Regions from separate parts of the Homo sapiens genome. Here region 2 is linked to region 1. A link is a loop called in an ENCODE intact Hi-C map of the cell type or tissue named here. Cell type or tissue: PC-9. All regions are shown on one strand. Each heading gives the region's core, and the rest is flanking DNA. Links, peaks and the distances in the headings are about the cores only.

The links. Hi-C counts contacts between places; a loop is a spot of excess contacts. Peaks named below come from ENCODE experiments on the same cell type or tissue, not always from the same donor. Only the 100,000 strongest peaks of a DNase experiment are listed, where the experiment ranks them.
Region 2: a loop joins it to region 1, with 2.3 times the contacts of the local background. A loop is called at or near these places in 1 of 110 quality-filtered maps.

What each region holds. Positions count from the first base shown.
Region 1 is chr4:14,579,514-14,587,804 of GRCh38, reverse strand. The region is part of intron 4 of LINC00504 (long intergenic non-protein coding RNA 504); the gene reads left to right. Among named protein-coding and RNA genes, the nearest start is that of LINC00504, 300 kb to the left of the region's middle. In PC-9, for the core only: no CTCF peak of the experiment used is centred there; a DNase peak (open chromatin) is centred at 4,284.
Region 2 is chr4:14,715,665-14,723,955 of GRCh38, reverse strand. The region is part of intron 2 of LINC00504 (long intergenic non-protein coding RNA 504); the gene reads left to right. Among named protein-coding and RNA genes, the nearest start is that of LINC00504, 170 kb to the left of the region's middle. In PC-9, for the core only: no CTCF peak of the experiment used is centred there; a DNase peak (open chromatin) is centred at 4,625.

The sequences.
Region 1 (8,291 bases), core at 1,624-6,623:
GTTGATGCTAGAATGGTGATGCTCTCATTTTGGTTCTTTTGTATGTGAATTACCCTTTTCTTTAGAAAAGTAATCATTGATGTTGTGCACGTATGAAGACATGTTAATATGTGGGCCTTTTTGTTTAATTAATTGTGCTTATTTATTAGCTGTTTTAATTTGAGCGGTTGTTCATTAAGTCTGAGATTATTCTGAATTACTTCGATTTTTCTTAATTTCTTCTCCTCTTATCATACTAGTACCCCCCACCAAGACATTTATGTAATGAGCATTCATATTTGTTTTCTATTGCCTTAATTTTATGTTTATTTGTGTTTTTGCTCTATGCTCTGGAAACGTTTTTCACATTTTATTTTTCTTTCCTTTTTTCTTTCTTCTTTAAAAAATATTTCTCTGTTTTCTCATATAAATGTATTCCTTTTTGTACTTCTTGAATTTTATTTTGGTGGGGTGTTTGTAGAGACATGAGGTGGGGTTTCAGGAGAGACATTAAGAACTCAGTCCCTATGTTTTAGGAATTGAGTCTCCATATTCAACCAGGCAGAATTTACCTATTGAGAAATAAATGAATGTTCAGATTCTCCAAAGAATTAGTTGAACGAATGAGTGAGACTTAGACATAATTTGGAAACTCCCAATAGAGAGGATAATCAATTTAGATAGCAAAATCAAAACAAGATTTTCCAGGTTACGATAAATTTAATTCGGTTCCAGTAATATTTTTCAATCTATTTGAAGTACTTTGTTTTTTATTTTGAGCAGTCTGTGAAATTAAACTGAACACACTTTGATTCTGCCATTTGTTTCCAGAGTAAGTTTTGTCCTGGTGTTCAGTAACAACCCAGCAGATCCTACACAGTACAATTTCTCTACAGTAATTTAGCCAAATGTCACTCATTCCTTTCTGACCTCTCATCTCTCACTCATCCTTTATTCGTGGGATTTTGAAGACATTGATGGAACAGAAACAGGTTCCAGCTTTCATCTTGTTCCTCTCCTGCACACCGTGTACAATCTGGCCATGCAGCCTGCTATTGTCTGTGCACATCTTGAGCGCTTTGACCTCCATGCTATTGTCCCCTAGAATGCGTTTCCTCATTCTGTTCTATAATCAACACAAATTGGGGTAGTTGCTCTGCTTACAAAGGCATTCCCAATGACTATGCCGTCCCTACACTGGCCACTTTTTACTGATACACACTGTGCCAATTTTATTCTCTCTCCTGATAATTTGAACAAAGGAACAGAGATGTCTATTTGTAAAATGCAGCTGAAAATTAGTTATTTCTTGGTTGCATCCTAGAGAGAAGAGTTATATGCTCCTTTTGCTAGCATTTTCAGAGAGGTGCTGGTTCCTGAATTTCCTCAAGCTTGATAATGAAATTCCGCTTTATGAATCTTTCTAACAAATCTTACCTTTTCCTTAACAGAACCGTTAAAAAATGTTTTTATTTTCCCTGCTTTCAGGTACATGCCACCAAGGAGTTTTAATCTAACTTAAATCCCATCTCCTCAGGTCCATCTTTGCTTGCTTTTTTTTTTTTTTTTAAGTTTTATTCACTTATTTATGTTGTATTTTTATTTTTGAGTTCAAGTGTACAAGTGAGGTTTGTTACATGGGTAAATATGTATCACAGGGGTTGTTGTACAGATGATTTCATCTCCCAAGTATTAAGCTTAGTACCCATTAGTTATTTTTCCTGATCCTCTCCTTCCTTCCACTGAAAGGCCCCAGTGTGTGTTGTTCCCCTCTCTGTGTCCATGTGTTCTCATCATTTAGCTCCCACTTGCAAGTGAGAACATGTGGTATTTGGTTTTCTGTTCCTGTGTTAGTTTGCCAAGGATAATGGCCTCCAGCTCTATCCATATCTCTTAAAGGACATGATCTCATTCTTTTTTATGGCTGCATAGTATTCCACAGTGTCTATGTACCACATTTTTTAATCCAGTCTATCATTAATGAGCATTTAGGTTGATTTCATGTCTTTGCTATTGTGAATAGTGCTGCAATGAACATATGTGCGCATGTGTCTTTATAATAGAATAATTTATATTCTTTTGGTTATATACCCAGTAATGGGATTGCTGGGTCAAATGGTAGTTTGTCTTTAGATTTTTGAGGAATCTCCACACTGTCTTCCACAATATTTGAATTAATTTACTTGCTTGCTTTTTAAGGGCAGGTTTAAAGTCTTTCTGTACAAGGAAACTTCATGGCCTTATCCAACTAGAGGGCTTCTCTCCCATCCTCTGCAATCTCACAGTCTCTTGCCTTTACCTCTCTCATGGCAATCACCTCTCATACCTTGACTGAAGTATACTTACAGTGGCAAACATCACCATATAGGAGAATAGCTATTCCTTAAGGGCATAGTTTCCATTTTGCTTTTCTCTACAATACCTTGCACACGGCAAATGATCAGTAAGAATCAGTTCAATTTATTAGTTACATGTTTAAAAAGGGCTTCACTGATTTGGCAGAAGACACTAGAAGAGCCATTGGTTCAGAGGCCATTTTCTTAATAGAAGCTACTACTTTGTATGTGTCCTGTCTGGACTGTCTCATGTTGTCCTCCCGTTATGGACTGAAAGTCCATGTTCCCTTAAAGTTTATTGAAATCTTAATTTCCAATGTGATATTGTTTGAAGGTGGAGCCTTTGAGAGGCAATTAGGTCATGAGGGTAGAGCCCTGGTCAATGAGATTAGTATCCTTGTAAGAAGTGACCAGAGGGCTAGCTCACTATTTTTTTCTGCCATGTGAGTATAAAAGGAGAAGTCAGCAGAGGGCCCTCAGCAGAACCCAGCCATGCTAGAAACTTGATGTTGGACTTCTAGCCTCCAGAACCGTGAGAAATACATTTCTGTTATAAGCCACTCAGTCTATGGTGCTTTGTTGTAGCAGCATGAACAAATAACACCTAACCATGCTGCAAAGTAGATAATATTATGTTCACTCTCCAGATAAGAAAAATAAAGTTTAAAGAAGGGGAAACAATTTGTCCAAGGTTGCATATGATTCATAAGTGGAGCTGAGCTTGAACCTCTGTTACTGCAAGATAGAAGATGTTGTGAAAAGAGTCACTGAGACAATTCCCAGTGGGAATAAGCAAGTGCTAGAAGAAAATATTCTCATTTATCCAAAACCTGGAAATAGAAAGAAGCAATGTTTATTTTTAGGCCTGAACCATTAAGGGCATCAGCATGAGCATCATCAGCCATTTATGTGCTTGTGGACCTGTTAGACTCCAGGTATTCAGAGTCAGTGAATTACATTTTCAGACCACTCATCAGAGGAAGGCATTTTTACCCCCATTTTAGAGACTAGAAAGCTGAGACTTGCAGAAAAATGCCATGCTATATTTGTACAGAGAGTAACAGAGTAAAAATTCAAATTTAGATCTTGTCTCATTCTTCAATGATTTTTTTCACTGTGCTGCATTGTGTTGGCAAAAATCTTGTGACTAAAGAGTAATGATTAAAATCATAATCAAAGATGGTAGATCAATCCTATGTAGACACCTCTAATGAATGAGTCTGCATGATCCCAAGTGAGTCCTCTCCTGTACCATCATGGGAATGTCCTGATCTCTTTTTGACCAACATTTTTATAAAGGATATACACAAAGATAAAAGCAGGTTCCTTGTGAAGTTTGCTAACAGGCATAATAGGGAGGGATTCGTAGCTCATATGATTAACAAAGGATATGCGATTAAAATAATATTCAGAGGTATGGACGCTGAGGCAAAAACCAAACCAAATGAAACCAAAACAAAAAAACAGTAAAAGTGAAATTGCGCACGAGAAAAGGTTACAAACTCATTTCGTAAGTGCAAGAAGAGACTCCTGACTGGGCAGCTGTTCACTAAAAAATAGCTGAGGATTTAGCTGATCATGTGCTTTCCATCTACCAGCAAAAGAGTGAAGGGTTGAAACCAGCACTGCTGGTTCCAACCACTATAGTCCCATGATTTTGTGCAGTAGACAGGTCTTGGTAAAATATTCCATCCTTGTGCTCCTTTCGGAGGATTATAGGAAAACCAGAGGCCAGAGAGGTCTGTGCTTGCTCATTTGAGTGCTAGTCCTTCTGCTTGGAAGGTCTTTTCCAGGTGCTACCAGGTGAAGTCAGCTGGTCCTGCAAGTCTACCCTTAAGCATTTTCTTCCGTATGAAGACTTCTTTGTTATCTCTGGGTAGAAGGTGCTGCTAGGAAAAGAATGACCACAGGCTGAATTGGTGGGAGTGTAGTTCTCCCCACTACGCAGGGAGTCCTGTTTGCTGGATTCCCCAGTCCACACCTCATGACTCATAACCTATGAGGTACTTTGCAAGCATTATAGGTCATCCTCATTATGTAACTTTGAGCAAAACATTTTCTTAATATTTACTTGACACCTAGTATGTCAACTTATCAGCAAGGAAGGCTCAATACATTGTTTATATTTGGGGCCTTTAAACCACTCTTTATCCATGTAACATAGTAAAAGGTGAACATTCTCTCCGTGTGCTACAATGCTCCCTTTCAGATCAGTGCAGTCAGAGCTGTGTCAAATAGTATATTGTGAAATATTGGATTTCACAGAAAGACAGAGGTTCAATTTATTTTTTTGTTGGCATGCCCATCTAATCAGAAGAATAGGCCCACCACAGATTTTTCTTTAGACATGATACCTAAGGAAGATGAAAGTGCAATTATATTCTGCTGTTGTGCGGCCATTTGAAAGGAGCTAATGCAGGTGTTCGAGATAGAAACTTGGAGACAATGGATGCCTCGCAAACAATGAGTTGTGGGACATGGAGCTAGTGAGAGAGGGATGGGCATTTTTAAAATGATGACAAGCAACAATAGGCTTGGGAGTCATTTCAAGTGTCTGTCAGGCATCAGTCAAACAATAATTCTCTGTTTGTTTGTTGGGAGCCAGTGAACTTACTGAGAGAACACTTTCAACTTGACTGAACATAATTGCTTCCTGAAATAGATTCTGATGAGTGAATTGAGACTACTCCTTTCTAGCTGTAGCCTTTTAGTTTTTTAGAATTTACAAAGCACTTTCCCACACACCATCTCAAGCCTTGTTTTGACCTCTGTGCTAGGTGGTGGCAATGCGACATTGAGAAAAGCAGATCAATTTATGCCCTTGGGAAGGTAATAGTACAGTGGGACAGACAGACATTAAGCAAATCATCCCTTAAGCAAGTATGCAATTGAAATCCTTTTTATTACACCAGTAGTTTTTGTTTTTAGTTTTAAATTCAGTCCATTCGAGGTGCTTCTGAGGCAGCTGTGGGCAAAAGGGGCTTGAAGGAAATGTCTTGTCCCCATCCTGTTTCAATTAATAGCACTCAGATTTTGTTTGATAGATTGGTGTTGGTAGTAAGCTTTTCCTTGGAAAATAAACTTTATTACACACAGAAAGCCAAGACTGCTGCACTCTACGTTTAGGAAAATGAGTAGTGTGCTATGTGATAGAATAATTGTATTTTTCAGGAGGTGCCACTGTTTCTAGGCATAGCACCTTTGTGTTTATCTTCTTGAATCCAGTGTATATATTTACCTGGAGGAAGTTTCTAAGTCTTTTTATTGAGGGAAGTTTCATTCTGTCAGATTCCTGTATGGGGCTCCAGCAGGGTGTCAGTGTACGACAGCCACCTGGCTCACCAGTGTCACATGGACCCACCTGTTAGGGCCCCTGCAGCCTTCACTCGTTGTTAGATGCTTAGGGTGCCATTTCTGCTCAGAAGAGGTAGCTGACCTTTGTAAGACAGGCCTACCCTCTTTACAAATCACTATGCAAGTCTGATTGCCTCTTGAAAGGTCAGCCTTATTATCTTGGCCTTTGGCTGATCTGACCCTTGGCTTCCCTCGGGCCTTTTCTTTGGGGTCAGTTGCAGGGGTTAATTAGCAGAGGGAGAGGATAATCACACTCACCAAGCCCTTGGCTTCAGCATGTCCCCCAGGATTGGCATGGCCACTCTGAAGAGAAAGTGCGGATAGTGGAAACAGCAAACTCCTTTGCTTCCCCTACTCTCACCCTGATCAGTCCCTGCTGTGATACCACACACATTTAAAGGATTTCATTTGAGAAAATTGAGGAGCCCTCTTTAGTGTCACTGTTTTGCAGTTTCTTGCAACACTTAACAGCCATTTGGACAAATTTGGATAACTCATGAGATCTCGCTGCACCTTCTCCCTTATCTGCAGAATGGGTGGGTGGGCCAGGTGGCCCTGAGCTAGCCATACCAGTGGGAAGACTCAGAGGCTCTTTGGCATAAAGTTTAACAATCATAGTTAAAATCATATCTTCAATTTAATCCGTTGAATATATCCTACTTAGACCCTTAAATTATTAGTCTCTTTACCTACAAGCTCCAGCTATAACTCTTCCTGTTAGGAAGATCAAATGAGATGATATGTATGGGATCACCCTCCTTCTCAGCATCAGCAGCCATGCTCTGGTTCTTAACCTGTTTTACCTGTCCTTGTTACCCTCTTCCTCCATCATTTACTATTTCTCTCCTCTTACTTTCAATCATTCTGCAATCCTTCCATCCTCTTTAAGTTCCCTAAAAATATTGCATTTAGACGTGCATTACATGATACAACTTATGACTCATGAGTCATTCCTTCCTATCATCAATCATTCACCATCGATGTACTGAACATCTTCTAAATGCAGGATCCTGCACCAAGTCTGGGGATACCATAAGACAGTAAGAAGTACTACCCTCAATGAGTTTATAGTCTTCTAGGAAGGCCAGCTTCAAGGATGTGGTTTCAACAACAAGTGAAAAACATTCGATAGCATATTTAGTAAAGGGAACCTATTATAATTTATAGATTGAGATTGAAATGAGTCAGTCCACACTAAATAAACACGTATCTACTCAGTTCCAACTATGTACAATGTTCTATTCTAGGTGACGGTCATTCAGCAGTTAACAAAGCAGACAAAATGTCTTGCACCCTTGAAAGTTATATTCTATTGTTCACATGTCCCTGGGTTGTGGAAAATGAGAGGAAGCATGGAAGAGATGAAGTGAGAGTTTGCCTGGTATTCAGAGTGCACTGGGTTCCAGATATGGCCACAGAGGGTTGCAAAGCCAGATCACATGAGGCCCTTGCAGGGCCTCTTTCAATTAATTATGACTTAAGACTATGCATCATTTGAAAACCATTTTTGAATTTACTCTGAAATTATCATGGAGGAGAGTGGCTGCTGTACTGAAGAGTAACCCTAGTAGAATGACCCATGTGGAAATTCATTTTGAAGTTTGAAATGAGACTTTTCCTATCCTGTCTCAACTCCTCTGGGCCATTGAGACTTTTCTTACTGTGACAATAAAATTTAGTAACTCACCATGGTTTTTCTTTTTGCTCTGGCTGCCAGAAAGTTTGGAGACAAATTAGATATTAATCTTTTTACTTAAATTATTTGCTTCCTATTCATTTATTTGTTTTTTTTTCACATCACTAGATAAATACCCTTTTTGAGGTGGTTTAGTCTACATTCAAAATATGGATTCTGATTAGAAGACTGTCAAAAATGCTGACTCAGAATTACCTGCTGTTATCATCCTTTTTTTTTTTTTTTTTTTTTACTACATCTCAAGTAGCATATAATGCCAAAAAACAATAACAGGGACCAAGAAAGTAGACTTCTCTCTTGCATGAAGCTTTGACATCTGTCATTGCTTATATTTTTACTTTCATCTCTCTACCAGCTTAGTTTCTTTAATTGTTTGTGTTCCTTTCTCCCTGCTAACTATGTCTGACCTATGGCTTTGTCTACTTGTCTACCTACATCTCTTATGCTTTCTACTGGTAATTCTAGATAGTCTTTTTTTTTTTTGCTTTTTCTCATATTACCGTTTACATTTGTGTCTCTTTTTTCCCATTATAATTAATAAGTGGATCACCTATGTTGTTAATTTTAGATGTCAACTTGACTGGGCTAAGGGATGCTCTGGTAACTGGTAGAACGTTATGTCTGGGTACGTCTGTGAGAGTGTTTCTGGAAGAGATTAGCATTTGAATCAGTAAACTGAGTGAAAAAGATCCACCTTCACCAATGTAAGGGGCATCATTCAATCCAATGAAGGCTCTAATAGAACAAAAAGATAAAGGAAGGAGAAATCTTCTGTTTCTTCTTGAGCTGGGATATCCATCTTCTTCTGTCCTTGGACACCAGTGTCCCAGTTCCAGGGCCTCCAGACTTGAACTGGGACTGACATCACTGTCTGCTCTGATTCTCAGGCTTTGGATTTGAACTGGGACTGACATCACTGTCTGCTC
Region 2 (8,291 bases), core at 2,084-7,083, 140 kb before region 1:
TTTCTCCCATTCTGTAGGTTGCCTGTTCACTTGGGTGATAGTTTATTTTGCTGTGCAGAAGTTCTTTAGTTGAATTAGATTTCATTTGCTGTGCAGAAGTTCTTTAGTTGAATTAGATTTCATTTGTCAATTTTGGCTTTGTTACAATTGCTTTTTGTGTTTTAGTCCTGAAGTCTTTGCCCATGCCTATGTCCTGAATGGTATTGCATAGGTTTTCTTCTAGGGTTTTTATGGTTTTAGGTCTTACATTTCAATCCTTAATCCATCTTTAATTAATTTTTGTATAAGGTGTAAGGAAGGGGTCCAGTTTCAGTTTTTGGCATATGGCTAACCGGTTTTCCCAACAACATTTATTAAATAGGGAATCCTTTCCCCATTGCTTGTTTTTGTCACGTTTGTCATAGATCAGATGGTTGTAGATTTATGGTGTTATTTCTGAGGACTCTGTTCTGTTCCATTGGTCTATAGATCTGTTTTGGTACCAGTACCATGCTGTTTTGGTTACTGTGGCCTTGTAGTATAGTTTGAAGTCAGGCAGTGTTATGCCTCCAACTTTGTTCTTTTTGCTTAGGATTGTCTTGGCTATACGGGCTTTTTTTTTGGTTCCATATGAAATTTAAAGTGGTTTTTTCTAATTCTGTGAAGAATCTTTGTGGTTGCTTCGTGGGAATAGTGATTAATCTATAAATTACTATGAACAGTATGGCCATTTTCATGATATTGATTCTTCCTATCCATGAGCATGGAATGTTTTTCCATTTGTTTGTGTCCTCTCTTATTTCCTTGAGCAGAGGTTTGTTGTTCTTGAAGAAGTCCTTCATGTCCCTTGTAAGTTGTATTCCTAGGTATTTTATTCTCTTTGCAGGAATTGTGAATGGGAGTTCACTCATGATTTGGCTCTCTGTTTGTCTATTATTGGTGTATAGGAATGCTTGTGATTTTTGCACATTGATCTTGTATCCTGAGACTTTGCTGAAGTTGCTTATCAGCTTAAGGAGATTTTTGGCTGAGATGATGGGGTTTTCTAAATATACAATCATGCCATCTGCAAACAGAATACCCTTTATTTCTTTCTCTTGCCTGATTGCCCTGGCCAGAACTTCCAATACTATGTTGAATAGGAGTGGTGAGAGATGGCATCCTTGTCTTGTGCTGGTTTTCAAAGGGAATGCTTCCAGCTTTTGCCCATTCAGTATGATATTGGCTATGGATTTGTCATAAATAGCTCTGATTATTTTGAGATATGTTCCATTGATACCTAGTTTATTGAGAGTTTTTAGCATGAAGAGGTGTTGAATTTTATCAAAGACCTTTTCTGTATCTATTGAGATAATCATGTGGTTTTTGTCATTGGTTCTGTTTATGTGATGGATTACATTTACTGATTTGCATATGTTGAACCAGCCTTGCATCCCAGGGATGAAGCCGACTTGATTGTGGTAGATAAGCTTTTTAATATGCTGCTGGAATTGGTTTGGCAGTATTTTATTGAGGATTTTCACATTGAAGTTCATCATCAACGGATATTGGCCTGAAACTTTCTTTTTTTGTTTTGTCTCTGCCAGGTTTTGATATCAGAATGATGCTGGTCTCATAATATGAGTTAGGGAGGAGTCCCTCTTTTTCTATTGTTTGGAATAGTTTCAGAAGAAATGGTACCAGCTCCTCTTTGTACCTCTGGTAGAATTCGGCTGTTCATCCATCTGGTCCTGGGCTTTTTTTGTTGGTAGGCTGTTAATTACTACCTCAAATTCAGAACTCGTTATTGGTCTATTCAGGGATTTGACTTCTTCCTGGTTTAGTCTTGGGAGGGTGTTTGTGTCCAGGAATTTATCCATTTCTTCTAGATTTTCTAGTTTATTTGCATAGAGGTGTTTATAGTATTCTCTGATGGTAGTTAGTATTTCGGTGGGATCAGTGGTGATCTCCCCTTTATCATTTTTTATTGTGTTTATTTGATTATTCTATTCTTTATTAGTCTGGCTAGCAGTCGATCTATTTTGTTAATTTTTTCAAAAAACTAGCTCCTGGATTCATTGATTTTTTGAATGGTTTTCGTGTCTCTATGTCCTTCAGTTGCTCTGATCCTAGTTATTTTTTGTCTTCTGTTAGCTTTTGAATCTGTTTGCTCTTGCTTCTCTAGTTCTTCTAATTGTGATGTTAGGGTGTTGATTTTAGATCTTTCCTGCTTTTTCCTGTGGGCATTTAGTGCTATACATTTCCCTCTAAACACTGCTTTAGCTGTTTCCCAGAGATTCTGGTATGTTGTGTCTTTGTTCTCATTGATTTCAAAGAACTTATTTATTTCTTCCCTAATTTCGTTATTTACCTGGTAGTCTTGCAGGAGCAGGTTGTTCAGCTTCCATGTAGTTGTTCGGCTTTGAGTGATTTTCTTAATCCAGAGTTCTAATTTGAGTGCACTGGGGGCTGAGAGACTGTTTGTTATGATTTCCATCTTTTGCAATTGCTGAGGAGTGTTTTACTTCCAATTACGTGGCCAATTTTAGAATAAGTGCTATGTGGTGCTGAGAAGAATGTATATTCTGTTGATTTGGGGTACAGAGTTCTGCAGATGTCTATTAGGCCCACTTGGTCCAGAGCTGATTTCAAGTCCTGAATATCCTTGTTAATTTTCTGTCTCATTGATCTAATATTGAGAGTGGGGTGTTAAATTCTCCCACTGTTATTGTGTGGGAGTCTAAGTCTCTTTGTAGGTCACTAAGGACTTGCTTTATGAATCTGGGTGCTCCTGTATTGGGTGCATATATATTTAGGATAATTAGCTCTTCTTGTTGCATTGATCCCTTTACCATTAAGTGATGCTCGTCTTTGTCTTTTTTGATCATTGTTGGTTTAAAGTCTGTTTTATTAGAGACTAGGATTGCAACCCCTGCTTTCTTTCTTTCCATTTGCTTGGTAAATCTTCCTGTATCCTTTTATTTTGAGCCCATGTGTATCTTTGCAGGTGAGATGGGTCTCCTGAATACAGCACACTGATGGGTCTTGACTCTTTATCCAATTTGCCAGTCTGTGCCTTTTAATTGGGGCATTTAGCTCATTTACATTTAAGGTTAATATTGTTATGTGTGAATTTGATCCTGTCATCATGATGCTAGCTGGTTATTTTGCCCATTAGTTGTTGCAGTTTCTTCATAGTGTCAATGGTCTGTATTTTTTCATTTGTTTTTAAGTGGCTGGCACTGGTTTTTCCTTTCCATGTTTAGTGCTTCCTTCAGGAGCTCGTGTAAGGCCGGCCTGGTGGTGACAAAATCTCTCAGCATTTTATTGTTTGTAAAATATTTTATTTCTCCTGCACTTATGAAGCTTAGTTTGGCTGGATATGAAATTCTTGACTGAAAATTCTTTTCTTTAAGAATGTTGAATATTGGCCCATGCTCTTTTCTGGCTTGTAGGGTTTCTGCAGACAGATCTGCTGTTAGTCTGATGGGCTTCCCTTTGTGGGTAAGCTGACCTTTCTGTCTGGCTGTCCTTAATATTTTTCCTTCATTTCAACCTTGGTGAATCTGACAATCATGTGTCTTGGGGTCGTTCTTCTTGAGGAGTATCTTTGTGGTGTTCTCTGTATTTCCTGAATTCGAATGTTTGCCTGTCTTGCTATATTGGGGAAGTTCTCTGGACAATATCCTGAAGTGTGTTTTCCAACTTGGTTCCATTCTCCCCATCATTTTCAGGTACACCAATCAAATGTAGGTTTGGTCTTTTCACATAATCCCATATTTCTTGGAGTCTCTGTTTGTTCCTTTTCATTCTTTTTCCCTAATCTTGCCTACATGCTTTATTTCATTCAGTTGATCTTCAATCTCTGATATCCTTTCTTCTGCTTAATCAATTCGGCTATTTATACTTGCGTATGCTTCACAAAATTCTCGTGCTGTATTTTTCAGCTCTGTCAGGTCACTTATGTTCTTCTCTAAACTGATTATTCTAGTTAGCAATTCCTGTAAGCATTTATCAAGGTTCTTAGCTTCCTTGCCATGGGTTAGAAGATGATCCTTTAGCTCAGAGAAGTTTGTTATTACCCACCTTCTGAAGCTTGCTTCTGTCAATTCATCAAACTCATTCTCTGTCCAGTTTTGTTCCCTTGCTGTTGAGGAGTTGTGATCCTTTGGAGGAGAAGAGGCATTCTGGTTTTTGGAATTTTTAGCCTTTTTGTGCTGGTTTTTCCTTAACTTCATGGATTTATCTATCTGTGGTCTTTGCTGTTAGTGACCTTCTGATGGAGTTTTTGTGTGGTTGTCCTTTTTGTTGATGTTGATGCTATTCCTTTCTGTTTGTTAGTTTTCCTTCTAACAGTCAAGCCCCTCTTCTACAGGTCTGCTGGAGTTTGCTGGGGGTCCACTTAGCAGAGCTTGACCACTGTGCTGGGAGATCTGCTCCTCTCTTCAGAGCCAGCAGGCAGGAATGTTTAAGTCTGCTGAAGCTGCACCCACAGCTGCCCCTTCTCCCAGGTGCTCTGTCCCAGGGAGATGGGAGCATTATCTATAAGCCTCTGACTGGGGCTGCTGCCTTTCTTTCAGATATCCCTGGCCCAGAGAGGAGGAATCTAGGGAGGCAGTCTGGCTACAGTGGCTTCATGGTGCTGCGGTGGACTCCACCCAGTCTGAACTTCCTGGAGGCTTTGTTTACACTGTGAGGGGAAAACGACTTACTCAAGCCTCAGTAATGGCTGACTCTCCTCCCTCCACCAAGTTCCTGTGTCCCAGGTTGACTTCTGACTGCTGTGCTGGCAGCAAGAATTTCAAGCCAGTGGATCTTAGCTTGCTGGGCTCTGTGGGTTGGGCTCCGCTGAGCAAGACTACTTGACTCCCTGGCTTCAGCCTCCTTTCCAGGGGAGTGAATGATTCTGTCTCACTGGCATTCCAGGCACCACTGGGATAGGAAAAAAATATCTCCTGCAGCTAGCTTGGTGTCTGCCCAAACGGCTGCCCAGTTTTGTGCTTGAAACTCAGGGCCCTTGTGGTGTAGGTACCTGAGGGAATCTCCTGGGTTGTGGGTTGTGAAGACCGTAGGAAAAGCATAGTATCTGGGCCAGATAGCACCATCCTTCATAGCAAGGTCCCTCATGACTTCCCTTGGTTAGGGGAGGCAGTTCCCTGACTCCCTGTGCTTCCCAGATGAGTTGATGCCCCACCCTCCTGCTAGCCCTCCCTGCGCTACACCCACTGTCTAACCAGCCCCAATGAGATGAACTGGGTACCTAAGTTGGAAATGCAGAAATCATCTGCCTTCTGCGTTGGTCTTGCTGGGAGCTACAGGCGGGAGCTCTTCCTCCAAGCTGAACATCTTTAGGGCACAGAAAGAGGGCCATGTAGTTTGGATCCATAGAGTAAGGGGGAGAGAAGTAAGAGAGAGTTTGGAAAAGACCAGCAGGAACCAGGTCTTAAAGACCATTGTGAAGATTCTGGATTTTAAGTGTTACAGAAGAATTGGAGGGCCTATATAATACAGAATATGATCTAATTTATAATTTTAAAAGTTGTTCTGGTTGTTGAGGGGAAATTGATTTTGGGAGTGGGGGAAAAGAGTAGAGTGTGAGAAATAGGAAACTATTGGTTTAGCCAAATTACAAATAATCATGAGTTGTTGGGATTGGGGGATCTTACTGGAAGGGTAAAGAAATGATTGGATTGGGGATCTTCTGGAGGTGGATATGGCAGGATTTGTTATTTTTAGTGCATGGATTTATATACTCTGACCTCACCATGCATGCCACCCTCAGTGGTATGAGATATGTGTTACCACCTTGCAATGTGCTTTCATAAGGAATGCAGTGTTGAGGCAAAAGAGAAAACCCTGCCCTGCCCCTCATTCACCCCACTGCCCAGGCCTATCAGGCAGTGTAGTAATAGGGTCTCAGACAGTAATGGCCCTAGAATTTAAGATGTAACCAGCAGCAGAGAGAGGGTTGGGAAAGAGATATCAAAATGCAGAAACAGGCTGGGCACGGTGGCTCACTTCTGTAATTCCAGCAGCTTGGGAGGCTGAGGTGGGCAGATCCCTTGAGGTCAGGAGTTCGAGACCAGTCTAGCCAAAATGGTGAAACTCCGTCTCTACTAAAAATACAAAAATTAGCCAGGTGTGGTGGTGTCCACCTGTAATCTCAGCTACTCTGAAGGCTGAGGCAGGATAATCCTTTGAATCCGGGAGGTGGAGGTTGCAATGAGCTGAGATTGCACCACTGCACTCCAGCCTGGGCGACAGAGGAAGACTCTGTCTCAAAAAACAAAACAAAACGAAACAAAATACCAAAAACAACAACAAACGTGCAAAAACAATTGCCAAGGACATCCCTCCAGGAAAGACATGAGACAAACCATCTCTTTATCGGGTATTGTGAGGAAGGTGATGCTTTAGGGGTTAGATGGACGGGGGATAAGATGGAAGAAAATCTGTGCATTGCACACTTTTCACTGAATTGTCGTCATTTATTTGTCAATTCCTTCACTAAAATATAATCACAGGAGGGTAGAACTAAGTCGTATTAACTTTTATATCCTAGTGCGTGGCTCAGCCTCTAGTACCTAGTGCCCAGTTAATGCTTCTTGAATGAATGGTGGAATTCTTTATTGAAAAGGTATTGGTTTGAAGACTTAGGCTTTTTTCTGACTTTCTAAGCAAGTGTGACAGGAACAGAAATTAGCATCAGGAATCCTGCCTTTTTTTCTGCTTTTCTGCTTTGGTAATCACGTTGCCGTTCCATATTTATCACTATGAAATAGCTGAACCTTCTCCAACAGAGGCCTTTTTTGCCCCTGTCCTTGCATGATGCAATTTGTATAGGCCAGCAGGAAGGCATATACTTTGGTACAAAATGTGAATATGCCTATTAACATTCTCCCAAAGGATGTGGACAGCCCTAGGAATCAGCTTAGAGGTTCAGCCTGGCCCCTGGTCGGCACATTCTACGAGCTCGTGGAAAAGGGCAAGCACAGACTATTTACAGCCGCAGAGAAATGGCCTCATAAAAATGCATAAGGGTATGTGCACAGTGATGACTTGGATGAAAAAAGCAGTGTTTACATACTGTTACACTAAAAATATTCACACCTCATCAAATTGTCAGTCTTGTTTGCAGGCAACAATGGGAATTTTCCCCCTATAAGATGGTAATAGCTCTCAGTGGAGCACTGCATATTATGTCTCATTAATCCTTCCCAGATCCCAGCGAGGTGGGTGGTGAGGGTTCGTATTCCTGTTGTTTCAGAAAAGAATAGAATGAGATTCATTTCCCTGCTCTCTGTTCACACTGCTTCATAGAATGATGGAGGATATTTGCCATCTCATTTTTGAAGCCTGATTCACCGTGGCCCTTGGGGCTTGGTCCTTCCTAATGACATCTGGTCTACTGCCCTTTGTGCTGATGAGAACACGAAGCCCCAGAGGAGGGGAGTCAGTTCATAAAGCCCTCTCAGCTACTGTGGAAAATCGAAGCCCAGCTCACTAATTTCCTACCTAGAGAAAGGTAGGAAGAGTAAGAGCACAAACCTGTATAAACACCTATTAGCTGTCAAGAATTTTATAATTAATATTATTTTGGATTCACTATGACAATCTTGTAAGATTGGTTTTCTTCTTATTATTATTAATTATTATAAGTTTCTAAATAAAAAGTATAAAGATCAAGCATCAAATTTCCAGAATGTAGTTTATTTGACACCAAAGCTGATATGGATGAGATGTCACACACCCTCCATGCTGTATCCACCAGAGGGACCGATACCTAGCAGAGGCTCAAAGATGTTTCTTTCTTGATTTGATCTGGCAGAGTAAAGACAGCTTTGGAGAAAGACAGACCTGGATTCAAATGCAGATCTCTTCCTTACTAGATGGGCATGCTTGGGTAAGTCAGAAATAATGCCTGAGCCCCAGTTTTCTTACCTATGAAAGAAATAAAATATACCATGGCAGGATGGGTATGAAAATGAAATGAGAGAGTACAGAGAAAGTGACTGTCATGCATAAGGACTGCTCCATACCTGCTGGTTCCCTCTGCTCCTCCCCATAATGGCAGTCTTGTATGTTTTTAAATAATAATCTTCTTAGAAAACAAAACAAACCCACACGTTTCTGGTTTTTTTTTTGTTTGTTTTTTTTTGTTTTGTTTTTTTGCTTCCCCACCTGGAGTTGACTTATTTATAGTGCCCAAGATGGTTAACATCCTTCTTATTGATTTTCACTAATTATCAGCAACTTGCAGGGGTCACCTTCTCAAGCCTCATCTCAGGAGGTCATTGAGTGAGGTTATTTAAGCTTCTTGGCAGTAGAAACTA